Linked DNA regions of Homo sapiens: region 1 is linked to region 2. A link is a contact called in ENCODE Hi-C or POLR2A ChIA-PET data. All regions are on one chromosome and are shown on one strand. Each heading gives the region's core, a stretch centred on a gene start or an enhancer-like site at or near the end of the contact. The rest is flanking DNA. Distances are from core to core; before and after follow the strand shown.

Evidence for each region. Hi-C counts contacts between places; a loop is a spot of excess contacts on that map. ChIA-PET counts read pairs that join two places held with the same protein, here RNA polymerase II (POLR2A). Pooled maps may share reads with other maps.
Region 1: a map of CD8-positive, alpha-beta T cell shows a loop between it and region 2 (17-fold over the local background). The contact joins the promoter of AGO3 here to the promoter of TRAPPC3 in region 2. A Hi-C loop is called at or near these places in 5 of 168 maps with a recorded cell type or tissue (CD4-positive, alpha-beta T cell, CD4-positive, alpha-beta memory T cell, CD8-positive, alpha-beta T cell and 1 more), 10 of 37 single-sample maps with no recorded cell type and 16 of 50 pooled maps. POLR2A ChIA-PET finds 5 or more read pairs at or near these places in 9 of 52 experiments (A673, CD4-positive, alpha-beta T cell, HEK293 and 6 more).

Annotation. Positions count from the first base shown.
Region 1 is chr1:35,929,766-35,933,774 of GRCh38, forward strand. It overlaps AGO3 (argonaute RISC catalytic component 3), which reads left to right and starts at 1,340. Exons shown (of 19, transcript NM_024852.4): 1 at 1,340-1,680. The coding sequence starts at 1,662. AGO1 (argonaute RISC component 1) reads left to right here. Exons shown (of 19, transcript NM_012199.5): 19 at 1-767. RefSeq lists enhancers at 956-1,479, 1,480-2,004, 2,005-2,527 and silencers at 983-1,492, 1,503-1,842.
Region 2 is chr1:36,148,230-36,152,010 of GRCh38, forward strand. TRAPPC3 (trafficking protein particle complex subunit 3) reads right to left here and starts at 1,257. Exons shown (of 5, transcript NM_014408.5): 1 at 1,108-1,257. The coding sequence starts at 1,149. RefSeq lists enhancers at 927-1,587, 941-1,020, 1,151-1,810.

The DNA of each region.
Region 1 (4,009 bases), core at 90-2,589, 220 kb before region 2:
ACTTTAAAATGGTAAATAGTAAATACTTGTGTTATTCACTAACATTTGGGGAGGATTTTCTCTGTGCTTTATGTATATTACCTAACCTTACAAACTGTGTAAGGTACATGCTGTTCTCTCAATTTTTCAGATAAGAAAATTGAAGCCCAGAGAGATCAAGTGACTGATCCAAAGTCCCACAGTGAGGGGAACTGAAGATAGGATATTCTTTCTCCTTTTCCTCTTTAAAAAATTATTTTGATTAAAAAAAACCGTATTACTGAAGCATAGGGACATGGGGAGAAATTATGAATGATTCCTCAGCCTGAATAAAATAGTATGTTTCATTAAGGCAACAAATATTTATTAAGGACCTAATATTTGCCTGACATTCAAGTGAGGTGGGGGGCACACAAGTAGTAAATAAATAACAGACTGGGCAAAGGGCTACCAAGGCAATACTGTAGTAGACTAACAGGTGCCCCACCATAGATGGGTGGTCCGGAAAAGGCGTCTCAGATGTCTTTCGTTGAGACGCAAAAAAAAGCTGTGGGGTAGGGCGTAAGGGGAGGGTGGAGAAGAGAGAGAGGGTTCCTGGCCAAGGGAACCAAAAGCAGAGAAGCTCCAAGTCAGAAAAAAGCAGCGGTTGGCCCGTTGGGAGAATTGGAAGCCAACCAGTATAGCTGTAGCACAGGCGGGGCCCATTTACGCCGTGCGTTTTCACCCTGGAAAGGAGTTTGGGTTTTCAAGTGTGACGAGGCGCTATTAAAGAGTTTTAAACATGGAAATTACTCGATCTGATGTTTGTGTAGTGTCCTGTTTGTTAGTCATCTTTTCCAAACTATAATACATTTTTTTTTTCCTAAAAATGGTCGTTAAAGCAGCCTAGGACTTAGGTCAATTGCGGTGGTCACTTGACCGCCTGTGAGGAGGCGGCGCGTGGGGTGGATCGGACTGGGCGTGGCGGGGGCTCAGGAAGGAGGGTGGCCCTACCCCAGCGGGCTCGGCTCGGGGCCTCCGCGGCAGTTCGGGGTCCTTCACCCGCCGGCTCCAGGTAGGCTACTCCTCAGGTAAGCCCCGCCGCCAGCCGCGACGTCGTCGCAGACAGGCACCGCCCCCACTCGTGCGGCGCGAGTAGTCCTGCCCCTCCGCGTTGTCTCCGGCCGGCACGGCCCGGCGGGGTACGGCCGAGCCCGCCGCATGTGGCCCGGCTCCCGGACACCTCCCCGGCGTCCTCCGCGCCGGCCGCTCCTGCCCCGACGTCGCTCCGGCACGGCTCGGGGCCCAGAGGCGAGGCGAGGACGCCGGGCAAGCCAGGCAGCGGAACTGACGCCGGCGAGCTTCCGGGGCGGCCCCGGGCAGGTCGGCGGCGGCGGCCCGCAGTCGTGGAGGAGCGGTGGGAGCGTCGGCGGCCGCGGGCGATGCAACTTCCGGACGGGACTCCCCTCTGTCCGCGCCTCACATCTCCCCTTCCTCTCGCCTAGTCCTGTGCCGTTTTCCGTCCGCGACTCTTCCGGCCCAGAGCTTTCGGAGTGCGGTTGCTCAGGGGAAGCCGTCGCCGCCCCCGCCTCGGGGCCGAGTGAGAGTGCCCGTCGCGTCGCGCCGCGTCGCCCCCCGGGCCGCCTCCTTGCCGCCAGTGGCGGGCTCCGTTCTCCCTCGAAGCACTCCCCCCAGCTCCATGAATGGAAATCGGCTCCGCAGGTGAGTCAGAGTAGCTGGGCCAGGTAGGGGATGTCACCCAGCTACTGTCCTCTGAGCATCCCTGCTCCTCCCGCCCGGCCCAGGTGCGCGAGGTGAGCGTCGGGCGGGCATCGCTCGGTCTCCCGCCCCTCGCCCTGCTCCTCCGCGACCTCCCCGCAGCCCAGCCCCAGTTCCCCGGGGGCCCCTGAGTCGGCGAAACTGCGAGGCGGGGAAACGCTTGGAGGATTTAAGTTTGGGGTTATCTAGGCGGCATTACTCTTTGCTGGAGTACCCTTCTTCTAGACTTTAGAATGGTTTGCCATTGTCTAGTTGGAGTGCGTGTCCTTTAGCCAGGTTGTGTGTTCCGTAGAGGCTGGGCAGCCAGCCAGCTCCCTTACCTACCTCTTAGGATAGTTGTGAAGATAGGCTGAGATAACGGATAACTTCAGATTAAGTTCGAAGGAGGTGTTGGTGCAACGTTAAATTCAACATGGCATTGCTCCTACCCTCGAGTTCTTTTCTGTTGTTTGTGGCAGCATGGTAGATAGTTTCTGAGGAGCTTGGAAATGTCATAGCAGCCTGGATCCCTGCTTATACGAGGAGGTGGTTCTTAAAATTGCTGACAGTATATTTTTTTTCATTCTCTATTCCTTAGAGAAGTAGTTGTCATATTCCTGGAAATTTGGAATTTAAGAAAACTGCTTTATCTCTGGGGGCAAGAGCAGCAGTTTTGCAGTCTTAAGAGAAAATTGCAACATGGATAGTACTTGTCCTTAAAAAAGGAAAAGTATTGTTTATGGTTCTAAAGTAATTAATTCAGGGACAGAAAGGTGTTGCATAACGGTTTGCCTAACAAATGATCATGCTTGGCTTATTAAATTTGAAAGTATGCTTCAGACGATCACAAGTTCGTAAATTAATTTTCAAAATATTTGCGGGGCTGTCTTGTTACTAATGGTGTTACAAGTTCCTGAATTCCATATCTCTTTTTGCCAATTTGATATAAGAAAAACTTACGTAAAAGAAACCAGTGACATAACGATAGCTAAGAACTTTGTTGAATAGATTACGTGTCAAATGGTTGCAAAAAAGCACTCAAACTGGGGAGATGAGATGGGGAGAGAGTTACAAATTTTTTTTTTTTTTTTTTACAAATTTTGTTACATGGAAGTTTCTCTAATCAATTTAGACCATATCTCTTTTTCCTGCTCCATTGTTTCGCTTTCCCCCATATCGTCTTAAAAGGTCTGTCTGGATTGTGAAAAGATTTCGACTCTTATTCAGTTTTGATTTGTGTATTTCTGAAACTGTCCTGCCCTTTTAAAAAAATTACCATACTACTGTTTTACTGTACAGGAGATGTGATTATTTGGGACCATAGGTGATCTTTGTACATAACTGTCCTGTTGTCAAGTCTGGAAAACAAGTCATGAAGGTCAGACCCTTTATTAATCATCCCAAAACTTTTAAAGATATTTCAAAAAAGTTTTTAAAGTTTTTTCTTTTTCTCCTTAGGGTTTTTCATATGATATTGTGCCCATATATATGGGAAATGTCTTAGAAAACATTTGTTACATCAAACCACCTAGTCAACTGGTACAACTAAGCCAAGTACAGCTCAGAAAATACATTTTACCTCTTCTTTTTTGGGTGTCCCATTGCTGAAATGGATACCCATTTAGCTGTCTTCACATTTGGGGAAGTGTGTAGTTAGATTATCAACTATATGCCTGGGTCTCTTGAAAAGTAAAGTTTTTTCTTCAGTACAGTTTATACATGATTGAATGTAGCCTAATAATGAAGATAAGCTATACTTTGGCTCAAGATTGTCATCAGAAACAAAATTTTCATTATTCCTGAGACTTGTATATAATTGGTATGCTTAGCTTTAAGTTGAAAGCATAGCTGTGCAACTAAATTTTAAATCCATAATTTAGGCTGGGTGTGGTGGTTCATGCCTGTAATCTCAGCACTTTGGGAGGCTGAGGAAGGATGATCGCTTGAGCCCAGCAGTTGGAGACCAGCCTAGGTAACATAGTGAGACCTGCCTCTACAAAAAACAGAAAACTTAGCCGAGAATTGTGGCACATGTCTCCAGTCCTAGCTACTTGGGAGGCTGAGGCAGGAGAATGGATTGAGCCCAGAAGGCAGAGATTGCAGTGAGCTATGATCGCGCCACTAACTCCAGCCTGGGTGACGGAGCAAGACCCTGTCTCAAAAAAAAAAAAAAAAAAAAAAAAAAAAAAAATCATCATTTGACACGTATTTTGATTTTAAAATTTTAGTATAAATGTTCTCAAAAAGTCTATTGACTCAGTATTGAATCTTGGCTTTCCAATTCTGCCATAAG
Region 2 (3,781 bases), core at 7-2,506:
CAGGCAGATCACTTAAGGCCACGAGTTCGAGACCAGGCTGGCCAACATGGTGAAACCCCGTCTCTACTAAAAATACAAAAATTGGTCAGGCGCAGTGGCTCACGCCTGTAATCCCAGCACTTTGGGAGGCCGAGACAGGCGGATCACCTGAGGTCAGGAGTTCGAGACCAGCCTGGCCAACATGGTGAAACCCCATCTCTACTAAAAATACAAAAATCAGCCAGGCGTGGTGGTGGACACCTGTAATCCCAGCTACTCGGGAGGCTGAGGCAGAAGAACTGCTTGAACCTGGGAGGCAGAGGTTGCAGTGAGCCAAGTTAGTGCCACTGCACTCCACCCCGGGTGACAGAGATTTCGTCTGGGGGCGGGGGGAGGGAGGGAAGAACGAAAGAAAAATGACCTAAGTCTGCAGCCCCAGCCCCTAGTCCAACTTTATAGGACCATATGGTGTCCAAACTATTCCCTGGGAAAGAAGGGAGCCACCCACTCCATTAGAGGGGCACCACTCACTGCTTACTCTGGCCCATCTCTTATTCCATTGAATAAAACGTTCCTTTCTGGCACGACCAGTATCTGAACATCTCTCACAATACCCACGCCACAGTACGAGACACTGTAGCCTAAGAGTAAAGCCTAACAGTCAGCTCCTAGCATTAGCTTTGGAGTTAAACACGGGTCCAAATCCTAACTTCCCAGGTGTAAATATGGGCAAATTACGTAAGCTCTCCAAGCTGTAAAACGGCAATGTTATCCATCTGATAGGGGCTACTCTGCAGATTAACTGAGATGCTGTAACGTGCGTGGCCCGGTGCCCAACACATAGTAAGAGAGAAGTTAAGTGGCAGTTATTGGTATTTATTACCGTCGTTGTTGTTGGCTTAGCACAGAGCTGCACTCAGGCCTTGGGGGCGGGGTCTCCTCCGGGGAACTTCTCCGACGGTCCCCTCACCTGCCTGGAACGCCCCCGGAGTGACCCAGCAAGAGGCTTCCCCTTGCCAGAGCTCACAGGAAGGCCCTTTTCCAAACGCACCTCGCGCTCGGCGCCGGGCCCCTTCCCTGTACGCCTCAATTTCGCCCCGCCCGCCGAGGTCACGCGCTCCAAGTTACCATTTTCTTGCTCTCGGTGCCACGGTTCGCCTGCCTCGACATGGTGCCGGCCGCCCCGCCCCACTCGCCTAGCCACGGGTTAGCTCGGCGACCCCTGCAGACGCCGGAGCCTAAGCCGCTGCCCCTCAGCCCACAAGACCGACCGGCACTGACTCACTGCGCCTGCGCGGCCTCCCGCGGGGCACCACGGGACTAGTGGTCCGGCCGACGTGGGCAACTCCCGCCCAACAAACGTCAGACTACAACACCCAACAGCCCCTTTGGCAGCACCGCCTCTTAACACAGTCAACTACAACTCCCGGAGTGCTCCGCGCGCGCCTGCCTGGTAGAGCCCAGCTTGCGCTGGGCAGCATCCTGGCCGCTGGGTGGCGTCCGCAGCCTTCGGTAATCCTGGGTCACACACACGCTTCCTCCTTGTCCCCCTCCCCCCGCGCCCGGCTCAGAGATGATGCTCCACAAATTCCTCTCTCGCCGGGGTTGGTCTTGGAAAGTCCCTCTTTCGAGCTAGCGTCTTCCGCTGTTGCGATTCAGCTCCAGAAGCTCCCAAGATGTCCCAGAAAACTAGCAATGACTCACACAGAATTGGCTTCTTCATTAGAAAAATATTTAATGACCTACTATGTGCCAAGCATTTCGCTAGTGTCTTTCTCTTCAGACTGCCAAACCCCAAATGATGCCAGCACCTGCCTTCTACCACCTGTGGCCTCGTGATGGAATATCCAGTCTTTTAGGTAAAGTTCAAGTCACTTTCTCCCCCTCCCTCCCCCTAGAACAGCTACACTGCCTGGTTCCCAGAAAACAAAGATCACTAACTGTCGTGGCCGTCAGTTCTGAGTTCTAATCCCAGCTTTGCCATTTTAGGCAAGTTGCTAAATCTCTCTCAGTTGTTGTAAAGACTGGTGAGCCACGCATGCCCAGCACTTGGGCGCATAAAAGGCATAAAAGAAACGTGTATTCCCTTCCAGCCACCCTCCAAAAACAAGCCAACAAACAGGCACCAGAAACACGAAGGGAATGTGCTGGCTGAACTCTCACCCATCACCAAGGGGAAGTCTATAGTCCCTGACCACAGCTCTTTGGTTTCAGCTCCCGCGGTCTCTCAGCTGGTCAACTCTGAGGAAGCTGGGCTGGGGGGTCCCTGAGCACTCTCTGTTCACTTAGGCCTGGTAGCCTGACTGTAGCAGCTGCATTCTGGCCCCTAGCCCTCACCATGACAACCAGCCTGTCCAGACACGAGCCAGCCAGGCTAGGGAGGGCTGGGGGGCCGCTGAGGCTGCAAGCTGGTGCCCAGGGTTCCCCCAGTCCCTCCCTCAGGGTGCAGGACCAATCATTATTATACCCTTTTCCCCAGACATTCTGTTTCCTCCCTAGAGGCAGTGACCCCTCACTCTCCATCCTGTGTAATGCCACAGGGGAGGGAGCCAAGGGCCGAGGGCTCTGGGAAGGAACTTGAGGGTTGGTTGGGGTTGGGGGAGGAAAGCAGGAGTCAACTAGCCCCCAAGGGCCAGCTCAGCTAGACAAGAGCCCTCTGCATTCCCAGGACAGAGGACAGCTGAGGTGAAAGCTGCAGTTGGCCAGCCGGTCTGTCGGTCTGGGCTCCTCCCTGCCGGCTGCCCTTGGCTGCCCACAGAAACCTGAGTCACACTCACAGCCAGCCACCCAACCCCACCCTGCCTGCTGTCAAGCAGGGCGGTTCTAGAGAGAGTGGAGGTGGAGCCTTTCCCTGCCTGTCCAACAGCCTCCGAGATTTTGCCTCTCTCTGCCTGGGATTCCTCCTCTTGGCGTCTCTTTCTCTTTGGGACTTGCAGTGTCATTAGTCCTGAATGAACAGTGGGGGTGGGGGCCATCTCAGGTTGATCTATATGATCCCCTCCTCACTCAGATAGGTTCTTAAAGGCTTCTTAGGCCGAGCACAGTGGCTCATGCCAGTAACCCCAGCACATTGGGAGGCAAAGGCAGGAGGAACACTTTAGCCCAGGAGTTTGAGACCAGCCTGGGCAACATAGTGAGACCCCCATCTCCATAAAAAATAATTTTTAAAAAGGCTGTTCTGTTATGAAATAGCCACTCTTTTGTTTATTTACTTTTTTAACAAAAATAAATAAAAATTAAAAAAAACAACAACCAGCTGAGCATTGTGGTGTGCACCTCTGGCCCCCAGCTACTAGGAAGGTTAAGGTGGGAAGATTGCTTGAGCCCAGGAGGTGGAGGGTGCAGTGAGCCATGTTTGCACTACTGCACTCCAGCCTGGGTGACAGAACTGAAACCTTGTCTCAAAACAACAACAACAACAACAAAACTCCTTAGACAGCTGTTCCAAGGATTCTCAGTATGGTTTCCATCATTCCCAAATCCCAACCCTCCTTACCACTTCTAGGTGCCAGGACATTTAGGAACACCAGATGTCCCCTCACCACCCTCTTCTCCTTCTCCCTAGAAAACAACACAAGGGATAGCTTTCTGTTCCTATCAGGGGCTCTAGACAAAGACTCTCTCCTGGGAACCCAAAGGGTTGAATCTATTTAGTCCTGTATCTGAGTTCCCCGCCTCCCCAAGAGCTGGACAGGGAGGGGCAGCTGGCATCACCAGCCACAGGGAGTGGGCCCTGGGAGCTGAGGCCCCCCAGGAAGGCCGGTGCTGGTTAGAGACCCCGTGTTGCTGCAGTCCCTTGAGG